Linked DNA regions of Mus musculus: all the other regions are linked to region 1. A link is a loop called in an ENCODE intact Hi-C map of the cell type or tissue named here. Cell type or tissue: heart. All regions are shown on one strand. Region 1 holds the start of Foxc2 (forkhead box C2). Region 2 holds the start of Gm42046 (a long non-coding RNA gene). Region 3 holds the start of Map1lc3b (microtubule-associated protein 1 light chain 3 beta).

Region 1 (2,500 bases):
TCGCTCTTAACCACGACTTTCTTCTCGGCCTCCTTGGGCCCGTCAGCTACCGGGGTCCCTGTCGGAGCGCCCTTGGCCGTGGTCGAGGGCGGCTCCTTGAGGTGGGCCCGCTCCTCCTTGTCCTTGGGCACATCCTTCTTCTTGAAGCGCCGCCGCCGCCGCAGGAAGCTGCCATTCTCGAACATGTTGTAGGAGTCCGGGTCGAGCGTCCAGTAGCTGCCCTTGCCCGGCTTCTTGTCGTCGCGCGGCACTTTCACGAAGCACTCATTGAGTGACAGGTTGTGGCGGATGCTGTTCTGCCAGCCCTGCTTGTTCTCGCGGTAGAAGGGGAAACGGTCCATGATGAACTGGTAGATGCCGTTCAGAGTGATCTTCTTCTCTGGCGCGTTCTGGATCGCCATGGTGATGAGCGCTATATAGCTGTAGGGCGGCTTCACCAGGTCCTTGGGCGCCGCGGGCTGGTGGTGGTAGGGCGCGTAGGAGCGGCCCATGCCGGCGCCGTACTGCTCCGGGTGGCCGGAGTAGACGCCCATGGGGCTGGCCATGCCGCCGTAGCTGCCGGCCGCCCGGTAGTAGTTTTGCTCACTCAAATAGGGTACCACTCCCAGGGCGTTGGGGTCCGATACCGAGTAACGCGCCTGCATGCTGCGTCCCAGACGCCCGGTCGCCGCCTGCGCGCACCGACTGCGGCCCGCGGCGAGCGAGGCCCGGAGCAGGAGAGCAGGAAGGGACGGAGCGATGCAGGCAGCCCCGACTCGGGGCAGCCTCGCGGTCCACGCGCGGAAGACGCCGGCGCTCGGGTTCAGCCGACCGGGCGGATCGGCATCCTGAAGGGTGCACGGCAGGCGGCCCCGCTGGCCGCGCACTCTCGGCTTGGCGGGTGGCAGCCCTGAGCTGGCGGCACAGACGCCACGCGCGACCGTGGAGCGACACCAGCCCTTCCGAGTGCTAGAAAAGGAGACAGCGGCTCTCGGGGCCCCGCCAGGAGAACTGCAGCCCGCAGCGTCAGCGAGCTAGGGTCCGGAGAGGCTGCGCGGCCGAGCCCGGAAAAAGAAGCAAAGTCCCTTTTAGGGATTGGGAAAAGTTTCAAAAGTCTTCTGGCTCAAAGCGAGTTTTTACTTTCTTCAGGCCGCGCCCCCTCCAGGAAGTTTGCACCAATCATCTGGCAGCTGCGAGAAGGATGGCACCAATCAAAACGAGGAGCGCCTGAATCCGTCGGCTCTAAGACCCAGATGCTCTTAGCCAGATCTCCCCCCCCCCCAGCTCAAGTTAACTTGAGGACTTTTAAAAATGAGTTACATCTTATAAAATTTTATTTTATTATCACATTTTGTTTAACGAGACCACGTGTCCAGAGCAAAAATTAAAAACCCTGTTCCTTTGGAAAATAAAAAGAAGTTTAGTTTGAAATATAACATCGAATTGATGAAGTTGGGCAGAGATTTGCCCCCAAGACCTTGTAAGTAGGAAAGAGCCTGGAGATTTTTTTTTTATTATTATTAATGGATGAAGAGGCGAATAATTAGATTTCTTAATTATCGGGGCCTAGTTGTAATGGGTTCAGAGCAAACGGACTGAGCGTGTAGGGCCTGTTGAATGCAGTGATGGATAATTCACAGGACGCTTCCAGGTTGAGGAAGAGCCCACAAAGGAGGCCGGGTTGGAGAATTCGGTTCCTCTCCCCTTCACGACGGGGTCGGGCTGGGAGGGAAGGCTTAGTGGGAATGCCAAACTGGGAAGGTAACACCTAAGGAACCATTGGTCCTTCGTCTTCGCTGCTACTTAGGTGATCCATCTGAGTCCTCCAAACAATTTCGTGGGGTTCAGGGAAGCGCGTGAACCCAACTGTTGCTTTCCTGGTCTCCTCTCCCGCATAGACGAGGGCTAGCTTTCCCTGCCATCCATCCCGGCCTCTCCCTTCTCCCCACCTATGAAAGCGCTGTCTGGAGGTTAGGACAAGGCAGCCAGCCCCCGGGAGCTGGTGTCCCCGTTCGGCGTGGGGAGCTCCAAGCCTGCACTCCATCGCCGGCTTCGTCACTGGAAACGCAAAGGAGCGCGGCACTGTGTAGCCTCGGACCCGCTTCCCTAGCTGTTGCCGGGGCCCGGCGTGGGTCCCACTCCGCGGTCAGCATCTTTGGGATCCTGTAAATTGACTGTATTTCAGGCTGTTTGTTTTACTGAGTTTTGATAAGGTGAGCTGAGGACCAGGGGCTCCTTAGAGGGCCTGGTAACTGAAGGACTTTTTTTTTTTTTAATTTTATGCCAACCTTGACGCACAGCGACTCGGAGTTCCCCGACCTTCAAGCGTGCTCCTTCCCTCTAGGAATCCCGGGGACAGTTTGTTTATTTGTGGACTGGTATTTATTCCTTCAACATCTCCAGTCGTCATCGGATCCCTGCTCGGTCCGCTTCCTCAGAAGCACCGAGATGTCCCTACGGAATGGCTCTATGCCTCGCAGAACCTTCTGGAAGTTGTTGGTCCGGTTGGGTAGGGAAGAAG
Region 2 (2,500 bases), 55 kb before region 1:
AACAAGAGGCCAAAAGAGTCACCACTCACCACTGCAAAGCCCCAGCCTGTGGGAGCAGAGCTGGAGGCTCCGTTCCCCCACTTCTGAGCCCTGGAGGCCAGTTTGGCCCATCTCTGTGAGTTTGAGGTCAACCCAATCTAGATGGTTCCCGACCAGCCATGGCTACATAGTGAGACCCTATCTCAAAAAGGAGGGGAGGGAACAATTCCCAGATACAGCATGGGCTTAATGGTGCTCCGTTTCCATGCATTTGATTCGGTGATTAGAGTCTGCAGCCAGCTGTCTCTTACAAGTGTCCCTTCAGAGCCAAAGTTGTGACCCAAATGCTCAGAATCCCGTGGAGATGCTGTCCTACTGTCCTGAGGCCTCCTGGGTCCTGGCTCAGAGATCTTCAGGCTGGGAAGTCCCTGCCACATCTCATCTGGTCCAAGGTAGGACAGGATGAGAGTTGGTGGCACTCCCCCAGGAGAGTCCATGCTCTGAGAGGGACAAGGAAGGCTCTCTGTCTAGGGGCCATGGGCCACAGAAGATGAGCTTCACCAGAGAAATTACCAAGATCCCGTTGTCGAGAAAGGCATTGAGAACTGGGGTCTGTGCCCTGACTCTGTGCTCAGAGCTGTGAAGGTCTGATCCTCCATTCTAGAACCTGCCGCCTTCCCACCATCCACTGGATTTCATGGCTGCAGAGAAAACTATTGGGGATGGGTGTGTGTGTGGGGGGGTGCTGCTAACCCAGAGCAGTGGCGGAACTCAGAGGTCCCAGAGGGGAGTGGTATAGTCCCTGTGATCTCAGCAGGAGTACAGGCAGACAGCTCTAAGACCACTGCCAGGCCTGCAGGATCTGTGGCCATATGGGATGTCAGTAGAGACAGGACCAGCAGAGCTATCCCCAGGGAGCAGAGAGCAAGGGGGGTGGACATAGACTGCAGGAGGGTGTCTTGGTCAGCGCTCCCTGCTGGTCAGAACTCCTGTGACCCGGCTCCTGTGGAAGGAGAACCAAGAACACAGTTCTTTCCGAACAAAAGCAGCTGCCCTTGCCCCTGGCGCCAGCCAGGCCTTTGCCTACTCTTGGCAGCAGCCTCACTCTCTCCTGAAAAGAAGGGGAAATGCCTGAATCTGCGCACTCCCCACACGCATGCGCAGTCTGGTGCTGGCTTTCCAGAAGATTCGTTTTAATCCCCACTAAGTCACCCTGTCCTTTGATAAAGTCACCCTGTCCTTTGATAAACTTCAGCCACTCACCCAACAGAGGAATAGGAGAGCTGGCCGCCAGATGGATATCTGTAGAATAATCCCATGACCTCACATTCATGGTGCGTGGCTGAAACACATGCCGAAAGAGGACCACCAAGCCCCCGGAGCCCCAGGGATGGGTGCTGGGCACAGCCCGATCCACCACGGCCGCTCCCCTCTCTGGACAGGGTTCAAACGTCTACAGGATTTTATCAGCATTTTAGAAAGTGGAAGTTAATAACCTTCTGGGACTTCTGGGTGGAGATGGAGTGGCTAGCGGGAGGAAGTGATGCTTAATCAAAAGGCTTCCCTCCGTGGAAGGTCGGATAAGGCGGGTGTGGAAGTGAGGTCTTCGGAGCGTCTGACTGTATGGCAGATAATCTGGCCAGAACTGAGTGTGTCAGGAAGTGGGGGTGGGGTGGTGACACAGGATCGCCATTATGGAAGGAGACTTCTAAGCGAGTCACACGTTTGACGTTGGTGTTAAGTACTGCAGGCTCTCCTTCTCCCTGGCAGCACTGGAAGGAGCTCGGTTTTAGGGCATCCTCTGGCTGAAACAAAGTTCTGTCTTCTCTGAGGAGTGACCTGTCTGTGCCCAATAGTAAGGCAGAAGGAGAACTGCAACTATCTGTCTCCTTACGTGCACGCAGCCAGCCTTTAGTCTCCAAGTCCCCTGGGGTAGGGCAGGAGGTCTGGGAGCCAGGGGAAGAGCTGCTGGGCTGTGGACACAGGCCTGTTGTTTTTTTGCCCCTGGTCCCGGGCATGTGTGGGGCAGGCCAGCCATGCCTGAAATCAAGACCAAGGGGCCTGGCCTCACCTCTGACATTGACATAGGACAGCAACGCTCTGCATTTGATGTGCGTCAGACAGCAGTAGTTAGGGGAAACTGCAAGCTGTTTCCCTAATTGACCTGGAATGCTCACTAATTCCCGGGCTCATGTGTCCCAAACTAGAAAATGGTTTCCTACGTCCTGGACCTGCTAACTGGCTGGGACTGTGAGGCGCGTTCCCTGCCCCTCCCCCAAAATTAGGAAAGAAAAGACAGAGAGGAAGGAAGCATCGACTCTGGAGTAATTATAAATGTGAGGTGTGTGTATGTGTATGTCTGTGTATGTGTATCTGTGTGTGTCTGTGTGTGTGTGTTTGTGTATATCTGTGTCTGGGTATATGTCTGTGTGTGTGTGTGTATTTTTGTGTCTGTGTCTCTGTGTATGTGTGTCTATGTGTGTATCTGTGTGTGTCTGTGTATATGTGTATATGTGTGTCT
Region 3 (2,500 bases), 480 kb before region 1:
GCTCTAGGCCAGCTTGAGCCACAAACAAAACTTGCCAGGCTGTGGTAGCACATGCCTTTATTTAATCCCAGCACTGAAGGCGGATCCCTATCGGAGTTGGAGGCCAGCCTGATCAGGGCTACATAGAGAAACCCTGTCTCAAGAAACAAACAGCCAGCCAGGCACAATGGCACACCTTCAATCCCAGCATTCAGGGGACAGACGTGAAGATCTCTTGAGTTCAAGGCCAGTCCGAGCCACACAATGAGACCCTGTTTAAATCAACCAACCAATCACTGACAGCAGAAACCCCTTGCCTTCATTGAGATGGGAGCAGGGCCAGAGATCTAAGGGCAGAAATGGTTAAAGCTGGTAAGAGGAGACTTGCAGGGTCCACCACAACTATAAAGGGAAAGTCAGGAATAGTTGTCTTTACTAAAGCAAACAAGGGTCCAAACTGAAGGCCTAGAGGATCTGCCCAGCCCTGGCTGGCTGTAGGGCCAGGGAACTAGGAGGCAACCTGCAAGAGCTGAGACACTTTTTAAGCAGACAGCTGTGCAGAGGCCAATAGCCTGTACTGAAGCCACCTAGGTGTGTAGTTGAGAGGGAGGGTCTCGCTGCATCATCTCCAAGGCTGGGACTAAAGGCGTGGATCACCACCCCTGGCAGCAGCAATGCCTTCACAGGGATGGGAATTCTCCCCGGGGCTATTTATTTAGGCTGAGCAAACAAGCTTTCCTGCGGATACACACCCAGTAACCTGGAGTTTAGGACCGTTTTGGGGGTGGGGAAGCAAACACTGGATCACCCCAGAAAAACTCAGTGGAACCACTTGAGAAGCCTGAAATCACGTGATCAGTTCTAAACTTGGGAAATTGGGCGCGTCCTTCTAAGAATCTGCAAGCCTACACGGGCCTCCTGGCTGCCAGTCTCCTTCCTTACAGCACTGGGGATGATCGCTGCTTACTGGAAGTGTAAGAATTTATAACAGAAAGCTAATGGGACTCTGCCACTAGGCGGACCCTGAGCTTCACCGCCCTAAGCCCCACCCAGGTGCTTCAGCTACAAAGGGTCGGTTTGGGGTGAGCCCTACCTAAATCCATCCACCTTGTAAACATTCCCGCAGTCTGGATAGTGGAAACTCTAGAGCTCCAACCTAAATCCCTCCAAACTCACTGGAAAGGAGCAAGACCGGTCCTGGCCTCCTCAAAGGGGCCGCTTTGAACATCTGTGTGGGGAACCTCTCAACTGTCAGTGCCCACCAGTTTAGGTCCAATAAAGTCAAAAAGCAAAGGAAAGCCGCAGCAATCGGATGCCCGCGCTTTCTTCAGAATAGCTGGGTTAGGGAGAGAGGGAAGGCAATCTAGAGAAAAACAATCGCAAGCCAGATGGAGCTTCGGAGAGATTACCCCCGGCCACTCTGGGGACCCGCGTCAGAGCTAATGTTTGTGCACGGCTCATTTTCCCCAACCCACACTCCTTTCTTGAGGGCTGTTCCAGAATAACTTAAGATCAGTACAAGCAAACAAAACAAAACAGCTGTTAAGTTTCCGTTATGAGACAAAGGCCACCCCCCCCTCCACACACACACATATGCCCAAGACGACTTCGGGTGCAAAGGCGGCTGGGTGCTGCTCCGAGGCTTGCGGGGCGCCCGGACCTGGGGCCCACGAAGGACACAGCCAAGCGCGCAGAGCCTGCGGTACCCTACGCCACCGGGGTCGGGCCTCCAGTCCCGCAGGGGACGCCGAGCCCATCGGCGACCGACGGCCAAGGCGACGCTGAGCACCCGAGCTACCCCGGAGACCGAACCCCCCCGAGACCAATATCCCACTGGCTGCGTCGCTCCGGGCCCCGCCGGGTCTCGGCCCCGCAAGACACCACCGGCGTCCGGGCATTCAGCGCTCCCGGCACCCGGATCTCCCATCCCCGGGCCCGCGGGGCTCACCAAAGCTCCGGCGCTGCTTGAAGGTCTTCTCGGACGGCATGGCGCGCGGGGGTCCCGAGCCAGACGATCTGACTCCGGCGACGATCACTTCCCTTGTGTGTGTCTCAGTCCGCAGCCGAGTCAGGTGACTCGCGGCGCGTCACCGAGGGTGGGGCCGAGGGCGGCCCCCGAGAGCGGCCATGACAGGCGTGGCGGAAGCTCGGCGGCGCGCAAGCGTGCACGCGCCCAAGCCATGCGCCTGCGCCTACGCCAGCTACGCTGGGCGCTCGCTGGGCACACGCTGGGCGAGCATCTGTTAACTGTCTGCGTGGGTCGGGCGCTGGTGCGATGGAGTCCTGCAGACTTCATTCCCCTTCAGTCCTTGCATGATCCAGCTGGTGGTCCAATGTCCGCTCCCTTGCCGCTGTATTTGATATTCCTAAATTCTACCCACCCCCAACCCAAATAACAAAAAACTGACTTGTGGTCTTGCCTGCTAAATCTTTACGATTATGGAGACGTCTGGAGACTTATGGTTGGATCTGATCTTGTGGCTCTTCCCCTGCGAGTCTTGTGCTGCCATAAACACAAGTA

The links. Peaks named below come from ENCODE experiments on the same cell type or tissue, not always from the same donor. Only the 100,000 strongest peaks of a DNase experiment are listed, where the experiment ranks them.
Region 2: it touches region 1 in a loop (3-fold over the local background); 2 of 42 quality-filtered maps call a loop at or near these places.
Region 3: a loop joins it to region 1, with 3 times the contacts of the local background. A loop is called at or near these places in 2 of 42 quality-filtered maps.

What each region holds. Positions count from the first base shown.
Region 1 is chr8:121,114,759-121,117,258 of GRCm38, reverse strand. Foxc2 (forkhead box C2) reads right to left here and starts at 1,088. Exons shown (of 1, transcript NM_013519.2): 1 at 1-1,088. The coding sequence starts at 644. In heart, a CTCF peak has its summit at 1,105 (motif pointing left); DNase peaks (open chromatin) are centred at 131, 378, 1,138 and 1,992; H3K4me3 peaks cover 2,500 bases; H3K27ac peaks cover 1,702 bases; H3K27me3 peaks cover 1,696 bases.
Region 2 is chr8:121,169,904-121,172,403 of GRCm38, reverse strand. It overlaps Gm42046 (a long non-coding RNA gene), which reads right to left and starts at 80. Exons shown (of 3, transcript XR_879267.1): 1 at 1-80. RefSeq lists an enhancer at 1,265-2,301. In heart, a CTCF peak has its summit at 963 (motif pointing left); DNase peaks (open chromatin) are centred at 1,013 and 1,573; H3K4me3 peaks cover 420 bases; H3K27ac peaks cover 2,409 bases.
Region 3 is chr8:121,589,992-121,592,491 of GRCm38, reverse strand. It overlaps Map1lc3b (microtubule-associated protein 1 light chain 3 beta), which reads right to left and starts at 2,054. Exons shown (of 4, transcript NM_026160.5): 1 at 1,928-2,054. The coding sequence starts at 1,967. In heart, a CTCF peak has its summit at 980; DNase peaks (open chromatin) are centred at 981 and 2,091; H3K4me3 peaks cover 2,166 bases; H3K27ac peaks cover 1,601 bases.